2 separate regions of the Mus musculus genome follow, and region 2 is linked to region 1. The links are chromatin loops, found by intact Hi-C in ENCODE. Cell type or tissue: left cerebral cortex. All regions are shown on one strand. Links, peaks and the distances in the headings refer to the core of each region. The heading gives the core; the rest is flanking DNA.

The links. Peaks named below come from ENCODE experiments on the same cell type or tissue, not always from the same donor. Only the 100,000 strongest peaks of a DNase experiment are listed, where the experiment ranks them.
Region 2: a loop joins it to region 1, with 2.7 times the contacts of the local background. A loop is called at or near these places in 1 of 42 quality-filtered maps.

Annotation. Positions count from the first base shown.
Region 1 is chr11:44,322,264-44,328,461 of GRCm38, forward strand. No RefSeq gene overlaps it. Among named protein-coding and RNA genes, the nearest start is that of Il12b, 75 kb to the right of the region's middle. In left cerebral cortex, for the core only: no CTCF peak of the experiment used is centred there; DNase peaks (open chromatin) are centred at 1,273 and 3,445.
Region 2 is chr11:44,144,336-44,150,533 of GRCm38, forward strand. No RefSeq gene overlaps it. Among named protein-coding and RNA genes, the nearest start is that of Gm12153, 190 kb to the left of the region's middle. In left cerebral cortex, for the core only: no CTCF peak of the experiment used is centred there; DNase peaks (open chromatin) are centred at 2,300 and 2,808.

The sequences.
Region 1 (6,198 bases), core at 1,004-5,003:
ACATGGGCCCTGTCTGAAGCTCTGTCCTCTATCCTAGTCAGATGACTACCAATCGAGTCCAAGCATATTCTAGTTTAATTTCTGTGGCTGTGATTAAAGTATCCTGACCACAAGCAACTTGTGGGAGGCAGGGTTTCTTTCACTCATAATTCCAGGTTCTAGTTCATTGTTGCAAGAAAGTTAAAGTAAGGACCTGAAGCACCCTGGAGTAAAGAGATAGAAATGCCTGTGATGTAATGCACTTCCTCTACTCCTATGTAGTCAGGGCCAAAAACTAAGGAAAAAAAGTGGTACCACCCACTTTTCGCCTGGATCTTCCCACATTGATTAAAGCATCAACACACACACACAGACACACACACACACACAGACACACACACACACACACACACACACAGACACTGCCACAGGTCAATCTGATCTAGACAATGCCTCATTGAGACTCTCTTCCCAGATGATTCTAAGTTGCATCAGGTTGGCAATCAAAACTGATCATCACAAGGCCATATACAAACTCAGCAGAAAGTTCATGACCAATGACGACACTGCCACAAGCTAAGAAAGTGTGGACACATGGCATAAGTCCCCCATGATGGTTGTCTTAGGGTTTTACTGCTGTGAACAAACACCATGACCAAAGCAAGACATATAAATGACAACATTTCATTGGGGCTGGCTTACAGGTTCAGAGGTTTAGTCCATTACCACTAAGGTGGGAACATGGCAGCACCCAGGCAGGCATGGTACAGGAAGAACTGAGATTTCTACATCTTCATCTGAAGGCTGCTAGCAGAAGACAAGCTTCCAGGCAGCAAGGACAAGGGTATTAAAGCCCACACCCAGAATGACACACCTACTCCAATAAGGCCACGCCTCCAAATAGTGCCACTCCCTGGACCAAGCATATAAAAACTATCACAATGGCTTTCTCAGTCTTGTCCCCTGACATCCTTACCCCATCTTTCCTCCTGGACAAGCAGACCAGAGGTTAGTCTTTCTGTACTCTTTTATTGCGATCAATACCAGTCAGGCTGACCTAAGGGGGGTGGGGGGAAGACTTATTACAAGGATCCAGGATGTCTCTGAGGACCCAGCTGATCAGCTTGACTCTTTACCAGGCAGGTATAACAGTGATCCAAAGGGAACAAGACAGGCAGCTTTGCAGACTGGCTTCCAAAGTCTCCCCCTGTGCCAATCCTAGCTGAGAAGGAATGCAGCTGGATGCTAGCACATGTGGTAAAGAACACTCCAGGGTTTTCACTGCCAACTCAGGATGAGTCAACACCATGAGGTGACTGCCAGAAAAGCCAACGTAATCTTGTGCTCATAAAAGAGAAGTGAGGATACAGCCTGCAGCACTGAGCAACACCCACCAAGGACCACAGAATAGACAGGGACCAGGGAGGACCAGAAATCATGTCCTACCATGAGCACTGGGGTATACTCGGGTGTTCCTGTCTGGTATAGGTTTCAGAAATTGGAGAGAATATCATGGGCTATGGTTTAATGGATTGTAGTCTGGGGTCAGACTGTTTGTTTGAATTGAAACCCCAACATAGGCAGACATTAGGTCCTTGCCACGCATTAGTAATGGACTTCTATTTTACTGTCGCCATAACCTTCTGAAGCTATAACCACAGTCAGTCCATATCATACAGATGAGACAACTGAGGGATTGAGATCCTTGCCAAGGACTACACTGCCAACAGGTTGAAGAAAAGGCTTTGAATATAAGGAGAGTATACTTTTGTTTATTCCCCTACATAGTACCATGTAAACCTGAATCCTTTTTTTTTAGTGTGTCCCAATGCTGCATTAAAAATCACTCAACACAATAGGGTGGTCGCACATATGCACAACACAGCTGTTGTGACAGTATGCACAAAACCTATGCTAGCTCAAGCCAGATAAAATTCCAGCATGAAGATAGGAAATGGGAATGAAACTCAACCCCTAGCTGAGAGACTCTGGGTAATCAATACCTGCTAGGAGGCGGAGCATCAGTTTTCTTTAAGGTTATAGCCTTATAGGTCAGTCAACCCCAGTAGCCACACATCCAAGAGCATAAGAGTGATGCCATTTGGATTTGATATGTTAAAAATAAAATAAAATAAAATAAAATAAAATAAAAGACAAAGGTGGGCAAGTGGGGAAGGGGAGTGTAGATCTGGAAGGAGTAGCAGAGGGTAAATGTGATCAAAACATATTATACAAAATTCTCAAGGAAAAATCACCTGAAGATGTAAAGGCTTAACCCAGATTAAAGGTCTATGTGTTCGCAGACCTGAAATCTTGATAGGACATGCTTATCTTTGCTCTGTTCAAAATCATATGGGATGGTTTGAAGCTGAGGCTAGGGCTAGGTCTGAGGCTGGCAGACAAGATGGGAAGGAAGCTGTACTCTCCAGTTGCTGCCTAGGAAGGGAAGATGGGAAGGCCTAGCACAAGAAGAGCTGGCTCTCGTTGGATGTCACCCTTTGTGGGATCTCCTCATGAGCATGAGGGTTATGAAGCAAACAGACATCTCATATCCTATATCTTGGCTCCCTGAGGACATGTCCCCAGATTCTCAATCACTTGTGCTCAGAGGTCATGCCATGTCCCCTTTGTCACATTCTGTTGGCTGAGGCAGTTGCAAAGATGCTCTTAGGTTCACGAGTTGGGACTCTAAATCAAGTACTTACTGAAGGAGTGTCACCACCACAAAGGGGACCATGTGGGGTGGGACAAACACCAATACACTCATTTTGGGAGAGACTGTCTACAGCAAGCATTCTCAGAATTCCAAGGATGGTCTGAGTGACTTACAATATGCCTCATCCTCACCAAACTCACCCCAGAATTCTGTTCTAGAAGGCATCTCAACCCCATCCTACAGAACAGAGAAAAGAGATGAACATTCAGGCCCTTTCATCTTGTCACCTGTGACTGGAGGATCTAGGAGCCCCAGGAGTGTTTGACCATGAAGCCACCTCCATGCACCCACATACTAGATGGTGACCACAGAGGCAGCTGCATGCATGGTGATGGACTGTGGGAGTCCTGACATCTGCCCGTCAGGCTTCGCCTCAGCCTTGCAGCTCAGAAACCATCCAGCCTTGGGCAAAGCTTTATTTCTCTGTGCTTTGATATTTCTGGAGAAACCCAGGTGCTTGCCTGAAGAGATGAATCAAGACAACGCACGTAAGGTGCTTTGTGCATTGTCTGGGAGCCAGTGAGGATTCTATAAATGTCAGCTTGCTGTCTTTACGGAAGCAACACAACAAAGACGTTTTCAAAGACAAATCTGTAACCACAACCAACAGTACAAATCATACACTCTCAAGCCCAGTTACTGCTCTCTGTCCATTGATGTCGCGATACACGCCTGTGTCAGGACACGGCGACAGAACACTGCGGGGCTCTCGCTGGCTGGGACAATCACACCCCTCTTCTCTCCTCCTCAGATAAACAAGCATGTGGTGGTTCTGCCTCCAAGAGCTCTGCTGTCCTTCCCTGAAGGGGGCCTCAGGTGACTCAGCTAGAAGGACATTCAGTGACTCATCAGGCACCAAGGACTGATTAAACGCCCTCAGATCTTGGGAAGGGAATAAACACCCAAGATACCCAAAGTTCGTTACCATTTCCAGACCCCAGAGGCTCCTCAGACAGGAGACCATCGACTAAATAATCAACTGAGCTTCCTTCCATGAGAGCGGAGGTGTTAGTCATTTGGTACACACACATCCCAGTGTGTGTCAGTATGAAGCACTGTAAGTTCCCTAGCAAAGATGCAGCCTCGTGGCTAGTCTCCTTTCTCACTCAACCCAAGGCTCCCCAGATCGTCCAGAACAGGTAAGTTCCCATTCGTGTCCCTAACTCAGATTGCTTCCAACAGGGATGACCTGGCTATATTGTCCCACAGACCCATCAAACCATTATAGAGGCCCACCATGGACTTACCTTCGTACATCAGATCAGGAACTTTTTCCATGGAGCACCCACAGTCTCACGTGGGTCCTCTTCTGCCCTGCCCCAGCAGGTGATCATCAGAACACCTTGTGCTTTAACCTTCTGATATCTGCCTCAACCCAACAACCTCTAAATCCATCTCTCGGGCCACCCCTAGCTTTTACTTCCTGTCCTAGGAGCTCTGTGGAAGGGACCAGGAACCCTGCTGTTCTCCTGGGACTCTTTAGTGACTCAATGAGGGCTACCCTTACCACTGACTTAGCCACTACAGGCTGAGTTGCATCTCTCCAACTCTCACATGCCCCAACTTCGGCACCTCAGAACATAGCTGTATTTAGAAACAGACAATTTAAAGAGACAACTAGGTCAAAGCCAGGCCATTTAGATGAGTTATCATCCAAGAAAACTGGTACTCGTGAGAGAGAGAGAGAGAGAGAGAGAGAGAGAGAGAGAGAGAGAGAGAGAGAGAGAGAGAGAGAGAGAGATTTGGGCATAATTGCATGCAGAAGAGAAGACAGACACCTATAAGCAAAAAGAAAGATCTCAAAAGAAACTACCTGAATCATTATCTTGAACTTCTAGCTTTCAGAGTCATGAGTAAACACGTAGGTTCTTGTGACAGATTGAGCACACTAATAACGCACACCTCAGCTCCATCCCATGGATGTGAGCTCTAGTATACAAACTTCCTTCTTCTGAGAACCAGGTTTGCCTCAACTCTTCCCTAAGGGTTTAATATTCCCCCCAAACTCTTCATCCAGGCAGCTATTTTCTCCAGGAAGCCATCCTTGACCTTTGTCTTTTAGCATCCACGAGAATGTCTTCCATAGACTCACATAGTTGAGAATTTTGTTCCCAGATGGTGGCACGATTGGGGAAGGTCTAGATGGTGTACATCCCTGCTGAAGGAAGTATGTCACTGCAGATGAGTTTTGAGATTTAAAGCCTCACAGGACTTCAGTTTGCTCTCAGCTATGCGCTTATGTTTGAAGACATGAACTCTCAGCTTCCAGCTTCTGCTGTCCATGCCTGTCTTCTGCCTTGCCTCCCCACTATAACAGACTCTTTTCTCTCTAACTGTAGGCCAAAATGTGTAAATTCTTCTATAAGCTGCCTCAGACACAGCGTTTTATCATTGCAGCAGAAAAAATAGCTCCATCTCCAGCCATTTCCTCTCATAGCCTCATATTTCAACTACCTGTTGATTCAGGAGTGTCTGACAGTAGAGAATAGCAACCATGTCTGGCCCATCTAAACATGTGCCTTAAACATTGTCCCCTAGCTATAAGGTTTTCAATAAAACCCTCTATATGATGGAAGGATAATGGGTAAGCAAAAATCCTTAAACTTTCCAAAATGGGGGCTTTGGTGGGGCTGATGGTTGCTTTGGGGCTTTGTTTGGTTTTGGTTTTGTTCTGTTTTGCTTTGGTTTTTTTTTGTTTGTTTGTTTGTTTTGTTTTTTTGTTTTTTTGTTTTTTTTTGTTGTTGTTGTTTTTTTTTTGAGACAGGGTCTTCTGTATCTCAAGCTGATCTGGTTTCTCCCATTCCATTGGTAACCAGTCTCAACCCAGCTCAGTTTCCAAGACCAGATTGAATCCTGTATGTTAAAGATAGTATGTCCACACACTGTCTTGTGAAGATCTGCAACTCTCTACTTGGCCAAGGATGGTTTTGAACTTCTTCTGCCTCCAACATGCTGAGATCACAGGCAGGTGCCACCACGCTGATTTTATGAAGCACTGGGGATGGAACCCAAGGCTTCATAAGTTCTAGGCAAGTGCTCTACCAATTGGGCTACATTCCCCAACCCATTTAGTACTGCTTAAAGTCACCAAGTATCTTACAGGAATACAAAAAGTCAGTCTTGTTTAGTGGAATCTCAGTTTCCAAAGCAAAAGCATTCTCTGATTAAAAAAACTGCATTCAATCAACCACGATGTGGTCTTTGAAGCAAGGGATAGCTATGAGACATAAGTGAACTACTAATACAGATTTAGTTCAAGCACAGGACCACATATGACATATATCCCATGGTGAGGAATAGCCACACTGGGAAACTGAGTCCTAGAAGTCCTGGTATTCCTACGAGAGTCAAGACAATGCCTGTGCATCTCCACAAGAGATGGTGCGTGAGCCTTGCTTTCTGCAGGCAGACTCAGTGCTAGAACATATAATCAATATGATCATGCCTCTTGAATGTATGTGCCCACCTTCACTTCAGAAGGATGGACAGAGGTTCCTCGTGTG
Region 2 (6,198 bases), core at 785-4,784, 180 kb before region 1:
ATGCAGTTTCTTTATCAGATATATAACTTACAAGTATTTTCCCCAAATTCTGGCTTTCTCTTTTCATTTTCTTAACAGCATTTATCTAAAAATGCAAAAATTCTCAATTCCTGCAAAGTTCAATTTATTAAGCTGTTTTTGTTTTTAAATATAAGTTGTTCTTTTTCAGTGCACTTCGATTAAGTTTTGTCATTATATATCTTATGATTCATTTTGATTTTGTGCCAGGGTCAATCAAGGTTCATTTTGCTTGCATGTGGTGAACAGCGTTGTTTATAATTTCTCCATAACAAATGAAAACAATGAGGTCCAAAGAGTCCAGCTGAGAGCCACTAAGTTACACATCTTATGAACGACTGATCAGCACTTGGAGCCAGCACTTCTGATTGTGAATAGGGCTCTGCCTGCATGTTACCTCCACTGTGCAGGCAACTGTGCTTTCTCAAGGGTTGGTGTCAAGTCAATCCCACTTCAAGTCCTGACTGTACTATTCTAGGCAAGTTACTTTAATTTTTTTCCTTTGAGAAACTGAGCTAATGAAAATATTTTCTCATGAATCTTTTGTAAGGATCTCACCTAATGCCTATAAAATGCCTAGCACAAGGTGTAGAATTGAGCCCATGTACTATGCAGGTCTATGTGCTCAGAAGTCTCCTCTCCTTGGCTCTCCCCTTGACCGAGCCCATGCCTGACATCTTTTAAATATCAGTACAGTCTATGTTGACACTGCAAGTTAAGGATTGTAAACAAGAATTCTTGGAGAGAAACTGTCTACATGGGGTGATCAACTGATATAAATTTCAATGACTATGTAGAATTTAGAATACTGTTACAGCCTAATTAAAAGTTTTTTGGTGAAAACTTCAACCCCCTAAGAGATGAACCTTTCTTACCTCTGTACCTGACTTAACATCCTGATAAACAGATTAAGAAAAGAACAGCTTGAAATGTATTAACTTTACATAGCCTTACTCTCTACCAACAGAAGGGCTAGGAATCAGATAGTATCTGAGTCGTATAGTAGAGATCCCTCTGTCCGTTGTAACGTAAAGTTTCTACCAACATGTTTTAAAAATGCTTTGGTTTATAACTTCCTTTTTTGTTACTATAAAAACCCCATGAAACTGCTTTCACACTGGAACATGGAACCTGGGTGTCTTCATTTTCCATTGCTGTGATAAAACACCATGACCAACGTACCTTAATGAAGAAAGAGTTTGTTGGGTCTCACAGTTCCAGAGGGTTAGAGTCCATGACCATCATGGTGGGGAGCTTGGCAACAGGCAAAGAGACATGGTGCTGGAGCAGTAGCTGAAGGCTTACACTCGATCCACAAGCATCAGGCACACAGAGAGAGCTAACTATAAATTGTATAGGCTTTTGAGACCTCTAAGCCCACACCTTCTCCAGAAAGGGCATACCTCCTAATCCTTTCCAAACAGTTCCACCAGCTAGGGATCAAGTATCCAAATATATGAGCCTATGGGAGCCATTTTCATTCAAATAAAAACAGCATGGGTAACCTAGCTCTTTGTTTCCTGGGCTATGGTTACTCAAACCGGACTCCAGTATAAATTGTCTCTTATTTGCTTTGAGGTGAGAGTTGTCTTTTTATATCAACAGGGCAAATTAAGAGAAGAGACAGAAATTCTTCATAGTGGAATTACACCATGTAGCTTTGTTCATTCAATGCTAGAATGACATATTTGCTCAATAGTCACTTTACTCTAAAGCTGTTTTGGCAAATCCTACTCACATCTATGAGAGATACATGTGGACTTGAGGTTGGAGTTTGTGGTTATTCAACACTAAGATGGTCTCCAACCCCTGTTATTCATACCCCGTGTAAACTTCCCCTTGAAAGTAGCCAGGATCTGTCACTTGTCTTAAACCAATGCTGTATGTTAATGTAGCTTTTGTAGACCTGTGTAAGGCTGTAACCCTAGTCTTTACTGAGAATGCTTCTACCTGCCAATAGCAAGAAAGGAGGGCATCAGTCCAGTAGAGCAGAAGGAAAACAATTTGGGAAAATTCAAAAGAAACTAATCCCCACATACATCCAACCTAGTTAAACTGCATCTAGACTCCCAAGCATAGAGACTGTGACCTTCTGTGGAAATGTCTTAGGTGGTAATAGACAATGATAGATAAAGAAGCCAAGATAGCAAAACAGAAGAATGTCCAGGCAGATCCAAGGACATAACAGGAACCGTTCTTCGCACCCTTCAGAGGATTCTCTCTCTATCCTTATAAATATGCAGTGACTTCTATCTTGATAAAACCTACACAGCTCCTCCTTGTACCTTGCTTTCCCCCGACAAGCTGTTGCAGAATTAGCTCACTCAAAAATGGACTCCTTTATAATAAGAAAGGCTTCATCACTGGGCAGCTCCACAAAATGATTAAAAAGTGGGTTAGAGCACTTCTGGCTTTGTTATTGACAGCCAAACATGCTTATTTTTTCTCTATCTTATACACAAGGGGTGGTGTCTGCTACCCTATTCCTGGATGATCTAAAATACAACTAATTTCTCCAATTAAAAAAAAAGGAGTTTCTAGCATTCCGTATGCTAATTAACTAACTCAAAGTATTGATTCAGCTAAGACCTCTTGAAATCCTAATTAAGCACTCACTCTCGGAGTGTTGATTACTGTTAACTTTCATACATACATGTACACCACTTACAGTGAAGTATTTTAAATAAATTACCATGCTTACAATATGCCACCGAGAGAACCCTGATTTTGTTTGGGCTCCTCTGTATACAACCTAAGAGATGATGAAGTTTCTCTCTGCTATCCATCACAAGAAACTTAGCATCTTTCTGCCAGGTACTTTTATAGCCCTCCCTGGAATCATACGTATCCATGTGATTGAGTTCTGGTCTAAGAAAAGGAAAATGGAAAGCCTAATATGCTCCCCCACACACCCACAGCCCCAGAATTTAAGAGGATGAACTTAAAGCCAACCTGGCCTACATAGAGGGATTATATCTTAAAACACAAAAGAAGAAAAAGAGGGATGAGGAAGAAGAAAAAGAGGAAGAAGAAGAAGGAAGGAAGGAGGGAGGGACGGAGGGAGGGAGGGAGGTAAGGAGGGAGGGAAGGAGGGAGGGGGAGAGGGAGGGGGAGAGAGATACAAGATAGTTTCTTAAATATGTCTGCATTTGTTTCCATGTTTTTGTAAGTGGCTAAAAGAAAATGTGATGATCTAGAGTTGAACCAGCTACTTTGTGTTCATGAGACCTCCAGGATGAGGAAGGAAAATGTAAGTGCTAAGAACAGCATGGCAAGGCCTAGGTTTTGGTGACTATGTATAGTTATTCTTAGCTTATTTGTGCTGTGGTAAAATACTTGAGAGTGAGTAATCTGTAAACAACAGGAATTTATTTTTCTTGCTTCTGAAGTCTGAAAAGTTTAGAATTCACTTTTTAGAAAAGGCTCACTCTTGCTGGTATCATCTTGCTGGCTCCTCATATGGACAAAAGCCTAACTAGTCTCCTGATCCCTTTTATAAATTACCTATTTGATTTATGAGGGTGTATCCATCATGACTTAACCTCAACCCGAAGACCCCACCTACTTCTACTACATTAGTTCTTGAGGTTCAAAGGGGTTTCTGTCCACCCAAAATTGTTTTTGTCTAAAAGAAATGCAGGGACAAAAATGTAGCAGAGACCGAAGGAAAGACTGGCCAGTGACCGGCCCAACTTAGGATCCATCCCATGGGTGGATGACAAACCCTAGCACTATTACTGATGCTATGTTGTACTTACAGAGAGGAGCCTAGCATAGCTGTCTTCTGAGAGTCTCTACCAACAGCTGACTGAGACAGATTCTTAAAGCCAATCATTGGTCTGAGGTCAGGGATCCCTATGGAAGAATTAGGGGAAGGGGATTGCAACCCTATAGGAAGACCAACAGTGTCAACTACAATGGACTCCTGAGACCTCCCAGAGACTAAGCCACCAGCCAAAGAACATACATGGGCTGGTCTGAAGCCCCAGCACATATTAGCAGAGGACTGCCTTGTCTGGCCTCAGAGGAAGAGGATGCACCTAATCCTATAGAGACTTGATGCCCAAGGGAGGGGGATACCAGATGGGCAGTCTCTCAGGGGCAAAGGAGGTGGGAGAAGAACTCTTCCAGAAGGAACCTGGGGGGGGGACATTTTGGAACTAACTAAATTAATTAATTAATTTACTTTTAAAAGGTAATCGTATCTATGGGTTGTAGTGAGTGTTAGTTAGTTACCTGCATCCCAAAGTATCTCACCTGATACACTGTCTACTGGCTCTAGATAATAAAGATAAGAAAAGATTGTTTTGAGCCATCTGCTTTAAACACACACACACACACACACACACACACACACACACACACACACACACAGGGGTGGGGGATGAGTGGGAGAAAAAGAGAGATGGGGGAGCTTTTACTCCTAAAGTAGAATTATCCTTCTCAGAGCCAGGGAACTCTTTCTTTCCTTTTTCAAATTAATATTCAAATGTTCTGTAATCCACTGCCATCACCTCTACTTTCATAATCCATCCACTTACACTAGAAATGAGTGATATTTTATTATCGCTGCCTCTGGGTCATGAGTTGGAGCTGCTACTGTTTTTTGATATAGTAAACTATGGACTCTCAGAAGAGGTGGTACCTGGAGCCATGTTTTAGCTCCTGGTCTCCAATACCCCTTTTGTTGGGTATGTGTTTTATTATTTCTGATTTGTCCTCCTATAGTGCATTTTGACTTTGTAACTAGTGTGTTCTGAGATACACACACACTTTTCTTCCAAAATCTTGTCAGTGGAAGAATTTTGAAAGATTACTGTAGCAAGACACACAAACATTTTGGGGAGGATAAGCTTGTAGGAATTTGGGAGCTATGGACTAATGCATGATTTAGTGTCATTTTAGAGTGTTTTTGGACAGTTCTGGTCTAGGTTTGTTCAATCTCACAGAACTAACAATTGCATCTTTCCTAACTCTTCATTCTGGTCTGATTTCTGTTGCTTTGATAAAGCATCCTGATCAAAAGTGATTTGGGGGAGGAAGGGACTATTTGGGTCACAACTTCAAGTCATAGGCTATCATTAAGGGGAAGTCAAGGCAGGAACTCAAGCAGATATTCACAAAGCAAAGTCAAGAGCAGAGATAAATAAACTCACCCTTGCTGCTTGCTTCTACTCAACTGTTTTCCCACTGGACTTTCTGTCTAAGGAAAGGTGCCACCCACAGAGGGCTAGATCAATTAACAATCAAGACAATGCCTCACAGACACGCCCACAGGGTAACGTAGTGTAGATCATCCTGAATTGAGATTACCTCCTCCCAGGTGACTATAGGTGTTATTAAGATAACAATCAAAACCACCCAGCATATCATTTCACAGGATAAAAATTAAGGGAATAAAGTGAGAGGTTATTTTCAGCAGTTCATGGCTACCTGGGTTTTCCCATGGCTCATCTATTAGCTGAGTGAATGACCTTGATCCAGTTACTTAAATGCTCAGTGCCCAAGCTTTCTCATTTGTAAAAATGAGAGTAAATGAGAAAGTAATTCCTGTTTTACAGAGGATTTCTTAGGCTAGAATGAGAGAATTATATATGCAGACTATATAAAATTGCAGCCTATGATGTAAGGTTACCTGTATGTTATCAGCTTCATTATCATCATCATCATCATCATCATCATCATCAACAGCAACAGCAACAACAACAACAGCAGCTCTGACCACATGTGAGCATTATGTGAAACCTAAGAGGGTAATGACAAGATACTACCAATCACTTCAAGTTAGGAATATCAACAAAACCAACAGGATCAAATAGAGAAATAAGGAAGAGATCAAACAAACAAAAACAAACCTTCAATCAAGAGAGGATAGTAAAAAGGGACTGAAGTAGGGGGAAGAGGAGAAAAGAAAGGTGTAGTGGGGGCAGCAGTGAAGGAAGCAGAAGAGAAAACCATATGGCAGTTAGTGGCACTGTGTAGACTGGAAACCAGGGCTGAGTGACAAAATCAGGCAGGTATCACTGTAACTTTAAGGGGACCATCATTCAAAATGTCCCACAAAGCACAACATAGTTTCCATGTAATTCCATTGGTTATGGTCAAGCTGTGTTCCTGAGATAAAAGCCAGCTCTTCACCTTAGGGCACTGCTATGTAAAATAATTATTTCCTTTCCCAGG